Regions from separate parts of the Homo sapiens genome. Here region 2 is linked to region 1. Evidence: chromatin contacts called from ENCODE Hi-C or POLR2A ChIA-PET data. All regions are on one chromosome and are shown on one strand. The core of a region is the stretch at or near the end of the contact, and the rest is flanking DNA. Distances in the headings are between cores, read along the strand shown. Region 1 holds the start of PRR13 (proline rich 13). Region 2 holds the start of RAB5B (RAB5B, member RAS oncogene family).

Evidence for each region. Hi-C counts contacts between places; a loop is a spot of excess contacts on that map. ChIA-PET counts read pairs that join two places held with the same protein, here RNA polymerase II (POLR2A). Pooled maps may share reads with other maps.
Region 2: a loop to region 1 is called in a pooled map, with 6 times the contacts of the local background. The contact joins the promoter of RAB5B here to the promoter of PRR13 in region 1. A Hi-C loop is called at or near these places in 3 of 50 pooled maps. POLR2A ChIA-PET finds 5 or more read pairs at or near these places in 2 of 52 experiments (AG04449 and T-cell).

What each region holds. Positions count from the first base shown.
Region 1 is chr12:53,439,877-53,443,379 of GRCh38, reverse strand. PRR13 (proline rich 13) reads right to left here and starts at 1,646. Exons shown (of 4, transcript NM_018457.4): 1 at 1,588-1,646; 2 at 647-685. The coding sequence starts at 665. RefSeq lists a silencer at 1,649-1,798 and enhancers at 2,089-2,178, 1,909-2,674.
Region 2 is chr12:55,972,345-55,975,847 of GRCh38, reverse strand. RAB5B (RAB5B, member RAS oncogene family) reads right to left here and starts at 1,770. Exons shown (of 6, transcript NM_002868.4): 1 at 1,709-1,770. CDK2 (cyclin dependent kinase 2) reads right to left here. Exons shown (of 7, transcript NM_001798.5): 7 at 3,059-3,503. RefSeq lists an enhancer at 1,877-2,026.

The DNA of each region.
Region 1 (3,503 bases), core at 397-2,896:
AGCAGAGAATAAACATTAGAATTCCCCAGAGTCTCCAACAACAAACAACAAAAAGAAAGAGATTCTTTCTCACTCAATACTTAAAGGGAAACGGAAAGATGACAAAGAAGAATGGAGGGTAGGGGAGACAAACTTGAGTTGGGGAGAAAAGGGGGAATGTCCCTGGAAGGGCTAGGGAGAGGAGGGAGACAGTGAACTCTGAGGAAGACAAAAGCACTGGTCAGTCCAGGCGCGGTGGCTCACGCCTGTAATCCCAGCACTTTGGGAGGCCGAGGTGGACAGATCTCATGAGGCCATGAGTTTGAGACCAGCCTGGCCAAATTGTGAAACCCCCATCTCTACTAAAAATACAAAAAGTAGCCGGGCGTGATAGCATGCGTCTGTAATCTCAGCTACTCCAGAGGCTGAAACAGGAGAATCGCTTGAACCCAGGAGGCGGAGGTTGCAGTGAGCCTGGGCAACAGAGACTCCATCTCAAAAAATAAATAAATTAAATTAAATTAAAAAGCACTGGTCAGCTCTAGACTAAGGACTTTGCTTTTGCGGGTACAGCAGGTCGGGGGTAGGGGAGCTGATACAGAAACTTCCTGTTATAGAGCCCATCAGAAAAAGGGTTAGGGGTGGAACAGAACCCCCAAACACCTACCGGCATTGGGATTCCACATGTTTAGGTGTGTCCTCCAGCCTGAGGAGAAAGAAATGAGGCAAAAAAGATGACGGTCTAGAGGTAGGAAGTGGACTTAGCACCGGAGCCCAGCCCTAACGTCTTCCACCCCACAGTAGGCTCTCCTACCTGGAGAACTACCACAACTTCCACATAAGAAATGTCTCTTTTCTGGCTGGGCGCGGTGGCTCACGCCTGTAATCCCAGCACTTTGGGAGGCCGAGGCGGGTGGATCACGAGGTCAAGAGTTCGAGACCAGCCTGGCCAACATCGTGAAACCCCGTCTCTACTAAAAATCTAAAAATTAGCCGGGCGCGGTGGCGGGCACCTGTAATCCCAGTTATTCGGGAGGCTGAGTCAGGAAAATTGCTTGAACCCGGGAGGCAGAGGTTGCAGTGAGCCGAGACCGCGCCACTGCACTCTAGCCTGGGCGACGGAGCAAGACACCGTCTCAAAAAGAAAAGAAAAGAAAAGAAATGTCTCTTTCCACTTGTTTCTTCGCCCTCAATACCTACTTGGTTCCTAACACAGGAATCTAGTTCCCAGGGCCCCTCCACCCAGGTGGAAGCGTCTAACTCTTCGGAAGTAGGCAGTACCCGCGAGTCTCGGCCCCACCATCACTCATCTCCCTTTCCCTGGAACTGAGTACGGAGGCCTTTAACCACGCACAGAGTAAGAAAGGATCTCAAACAACTTTCTCTCTCCCTGGGGAGGACCCCACCTCAGGCTAAAAAAAGGATACGCCTCGAGGCGAAGTAAGAAGGAAGTTGCCCAAGAACCTCAAATACTTAAATATGTGGACACAGCCCCCTTCCTCCAAAAAAGAAAAAAGGCAAATGAAGATCCTAGCCCCAAGCTGCGAAGAGACTCTTGACCTAGCAAGGGGAAAAGGAAAAACCTATGGAATCCAGATACCCCATCACCTTTCCACCGCCGCCTGGGCTTGCTGCGTTCTCCTTCGCAGTCTCGGCTCTTCCTAGTCACCCAGACCCCGTGCTTCGGCACCCGCCTCTGCTACTGCCTAATTGGTAATTATGTGGCCGCTCGACTGATGATTAGACAACAAACTAATCAATCACTCTGGTCCGACTGAGGAGGAAACGGTTGCTCTAGGGGCGGAGCGGAGCCCTTTACGGCTAGGCCAGTACCGAGAAGCCGGAAATCTCCTGGGGGCGGGGCTAGGCGGAGAGCGCTGGAGGGGGCGGGGCCAGCTGCTGGGCAAAGTCCTAGAGACACCGAGAAGAAACTCTTCCCTTGCTCTCTTACCTCATGGTTCACTGGGTGCAATACCTTGTAAAATGAATACACTATGGTAAGTGTTGTAATACAGATATAGACAGAGTTCTCGGCAAGGGCAGAAGAGCTGCTGAGTCCCAGCCCCAAGCCTCAATGTTCCCGGCTCCGTCTTACACTCGCAAGGGAAGCAAACAAACATTCTTGCGGAAGATACAGAGATTTCATAATCTCTCCCAGGATTCCCTCTCTCAATTGCATAGCTCCGCCATCTGTCAAGTAGCCTAAACCAGAAACCAAGGAGGGCGTCCGTGATCCCTCTGCCTCCTTCACCTCCCTTACCCCAAATTATCAGTTTTGTCTCTCAAATATATCTGGAATCTCTCCACTTCTCTCTGTCTTCCCTGCTCCAAACCTCCCATCATCTGTCGCCTGGATTCATCTCTCCCCTGAATTGCTACAATGGCCTCCCTACAATGGCCTCCCTTTTTTTTTTTTTTTTTTTTTTTGAGACGGAGTCTCGCTCTGTCACGAGGCTGGAGTGCAGTGGTGCGACCTCGGCTCACTGCAACCTCCGCTTCCCGGGTTCAAGCGATAATCCTGCCTCAGCCTCCGAAGTAGCTGGGACTACAGACGCGGCTAATTTTTCTATTTTTTAGTAGAGATGGGATTTCACCATGTTGGCCAGGATGGTCTCGCTCTCTTGACTTCGTGATCTGCCCGCCTCGGCCTCCCAAAGTGCTGGGATTATAGGCGTGAGCCACCGTACCCAGCCTTTAAAAAAAAAAAAAAAATACAAGTGGCCGGGCGCAGTGGCTCACGCCTGTAATCCCAGCACTTTGGGAGGCCGAGGCAGGCGGATCACAAGGTCAGGAGTTCGAGACCAGCCTGGCCAATATGGTAAAACCCCGTTTCTACTAAAAATACAAAAATTAGCCGGGCGTGGTGACATGTGCCTGTAATCCCAGCCACTTGAGAGGCTGAGGCAGGAGAATCGCTTGAACCCGGGAGGTTGCAGTGAACCGAGATCACGCCATAGCACTCCAGCCTGGGCAACAGAGCGAGACTCCATCTCAAAAAAAAAAAGAAAGAAAGAAAGAAAGAAAGTGAGCTAGGCATGGTGGCACATACCTGTAATCCCAGCTAGTGGGAAGGCTGAGGCATGAGAATCGCTTGAACCTGGGAGGGAGAGGGTGCAGTGAGCCAAGATCATGCCACTGCACTCCAGACTAAGCAACAGAGCAGGACTCTGTTTCAAAAAAAAAAAAAAAAAAAAGTGGGATACAAAAAAATTTAAGACAATAAATTTTATGCCAAATATGTCATATTAAACTAAAGCATTTGAAATATTTTAAACTTTTTTTCTTTTAATTTTTATTTTTAGTGCTGGGGTACATGTGCATGATGTGCAGGTTTGTTACATAGTTAAATGTGTGCCATGCTGGTTTGCTGCACAAATTTTGCTGCACCAATAAACCCATCAGCTAGGTATTAAGCCCAGCATGCATTAGCTATTTTTCCTAATATTCTCACTCCCCTGACCCTACCCCCCAACAGGCCCCAGTGTGTGTTGTTCCCCTCCTTGTGTCCATGTGTTCTTACTGTG
Region 2 (3,503 bases), core at 521-3,020, 2.5 Mb before region 1:
CCTGGGAGGTGGAGGTTGCAGTGAGACTCCGTCTCAAAAAAAAAAAAAAAAAAAAAAGAAATGTAGTGATAAAATATATTGGTAGAGACGCAGAAAAGGAGGAAGTACAGTAAGGGAAAATCCAATAGGCTCCAATCTATGAGGGACTAAGAAGGCTAGCAGACCATTAAAAATATGTGGGGAGGAGGGTACTCCACTCCTCTGCTTTGGCAATCTTTGTCTTTTTTTTTTTTGGAGACAGGGTCTCATTCTGTTGCCCAGGCTGGAGTGCAGTGGGAAGATCATGGCTCACTGCACCCTCGAACTCCCGGGCTCAAGTGATCCTCCTGTCTCAGCCTCCCAAAGTGCTGGGATTACAGGCGTGGGCTACTGCACCTCTGTATCTTTTTCTCTACTCACCATCTTCCCCAGATACTTCATAGTTTGACCCAACTTTCTAACAGCACAGAAATCTGGGCTTTTGAAGTAGACAAAGAACAAGGGGTGATGCCAAGCTTTTGAAATGGAATTTCTCACTCTTCCCCAAATCTCTTCCTCAGTGATATCACCGCATAGTTTCGGACCTGTTAACTCCATTACCTGCCTGGGAAATACCCAAGTCAAGTCTAAGTCCCACAAAAGTTTCACCAACTATGATCAGAAGATCTCCTGATGGCTGAGGATCTCTAAGCCCCTTTCCCATGTAGATAATGAAATAGATATGAAATAGATTCTCAGTTCTAGGAGACATGGTATTTGCTATAGACCACATTATTAAGTGGGAAAGAAGTGGACAAAACATGCCCCCAATCCAACTTCTTAGCTCTTTCATAGGACATGAAACAGTAAGTTAAGAAACAGACTGCAGTATAGACCAGCTATGAGGCCAACAGAAAGTGTAGGGGCTGAGTTTGGAGCAGCCAACAGTCATGGAAAAAAAAAAATTACTTTGATCTTCATCCCTACCCTGGGAGTTTTAAAAAGCTTCAAATTACCACATCTAAACACTAAAGGGAACAAAAGAGTGTGTACTCCCAAGACCCAGAGCCCCCAGCCCACCCTTCAGCATTCCCAGAAGTTCCCATAACTGATACCAGGCCCTGCTTCCATTACTTCAACTACCTTAGTCTTCTAGATTAATACAGCCTTCTTCATTTTCCCCAGTTCTCCCTCACTGAACCCAAATCTCTCTCAGCTCAACACCATAGCACCCTCAGTTCTTTTTACAATAGGCACTTTCCCTGAAAAGAACGCTTCTTACCCAACTAAGAACCCTTCTCAGGCCCTTCCAATGAACCTCTCTGCAGGGACCCAGCCCCAGTCACCCCCGGGGCTCGGGCGACAGGTCTGACCCTCCTCACCTCCCGGCAAATGGGCTTACCTCACCCGCTGCCCTGTTCCTTTCCCCAGCTCCTCCCTCTTCAGCGCTGCTTAATGAGGCCTGCCCCTGCCCTCACTCAAGCTCCAGGCCTCCAGCCCCCGGCCCTCGGCCTGGCCGCCGCCACAGCCCAGCCGCCTTCCCGACTCACCAACTTCGGGGTCCCAGGCCGCCCAGTCCCCTCCTCAGCGACCCCCATTAGGCCTGCCGGGGCCCGGCCCCCTTCTCCCCTCTCCGGTGGGCCACTCTAACCCCTCGCTTAGGACCAGACCCGCCTCCGCTCTCAGGCCAGGCTGCTCTCATCTCCCGGGCGCTTCCGCCCCTGCCCTTTGGGCTCCATCAGCTCGGTACCTGGGGCTCCGTCTCCCCCGTCGGCCCCAAGCCTGTGTCGAACAGACAAACAGCTGCAGCTCAACCAAACCCTCCTGCCCCTCCTTCTCCTCCTCGCCCTGGGGCGGGGCTCCAGCCAATAGCTCGATTACCCGCCTACCTTCGAGGGTGGGCTATATGTGCACTCATCCACCAATCCTCTGGAGAAAGGCGAGTCTCTTTGGGCGCTGTCACCAACAAGTACGAGCAAGGGACGCGACAGGCGGGGCCACAAGCCAATAGCGAGGGAGAAACCTCGAAGATGGACGAGGTAAGGAGCCATTAAAGAGCAAGCTCCTGAAGACAGGGGGCGGTACACTGCCGACAGGCGTATGTATCCACCAATAAAATCTCGACACCCCATGACCCCGCCTTTTGACTCATAAACATCTAATCAGGTGAGTGATGGAGGCGGGTCAAAGTGAAACTTTAACCAGTACTGCGAAAATACGGTACTTGACTGGCAGGCAAGGAGGGGTTGAAGGAAGCCTTAGGAAGGCCGCTACTGACCTTCGCCCCTCCCCCTGGACTTGGCTGGGGCTGGCTCTAGTGCCCTGCCTTCTATGACAAATTCGCGGGCGTAAAGGGAAATACCTCTTCTAGGGATCCGGAGCCTGGGAATTTAAGTAACCCTGACATCAGCGCTTCCTCCTTTTAGTGAGGCTTCAGTGGACAGGCGTATTTGGGGTGGCCGCGGGCGGTCTGAGATGTTTTTTGGTGGAATGAGACAATGGCAACTACAAGAAGTGGTAGCTTGGAGACGCTTTTTCAGAATCGTATGTAAATGTAAATAAAAGAATCTTTGGAAAACTTTTCTGTCTGTGATATGAAACAGAAAGGAAAAACGGCGGGCTTACTGGGAAATGCAGTGTCGAAAGGCAAATTCCCCGGGAGCCCTCTTCCTGCCGCTATGTATGTGCATGGGTGTGTGTATGTATGGGGTGTGTGTGCATATATGGTGTGTATGTGGTGTGTGTGTATTTGGTATATGTATACGTGGTGTGTGTGGTATATGTGTGTATATGATGTGTGTGTGGTGTGTGTATGTGATGTGTGTGTGGTGTGGTGTGTGTGTGGTATGTTGGCTGGGGGAAAGGAGGTTTGCTGGTGTGTGGAGAAAGTGAAGTAGGAAGTATATAGGCTTCAGTTTCCCCAGCCATAAATAGGGATGATAATAACCACTTTGTTCACCGTCAGCACTAGCCAAAATGGGGTGGGGTGGGCAGCCATGCACAGAGAGATTAGGAAAAGGGGTCTGAAATCAATGATCACATACACACATTCATATTCTGTCTCCCACCATTCTTTCAGTAAATAAGAGGAGGAAAGAGATGAACTATAAAACTAGGCACATTTTTTTAATGAGCTACAAACTAAATTACAAATAACGTTAATAGCAAGAGCACTCAAGGACAAGGGTGACAGAGACAAATCATAAAAAAAAAATGCTTTTTTTTTTTAGCACTGTCATTACAAAACCCCAAGGTGCACATGGCAACAAATCCACCCACTATGACCAAAAAAAAAAAAAAAAAGCCAACTCTACTATTGGATATAACCTGAAATATAAATATAATTGTTCATCCTTCTTTTAAAGAAATATTTTTACCCATGCCCTCACTCAATCACAGCCCTGAAAAAGTGTCAGCATTCTCAAAATGATGCCTAAACCCTAACTTCTAACTCCTATGGGGTAGGAGGTGGACGTCAGAGGAAAATGGGATCAGGGATCCTTGGCAACTGAACAACTAAGAATACTAAAAGGAAGAGAAAAATT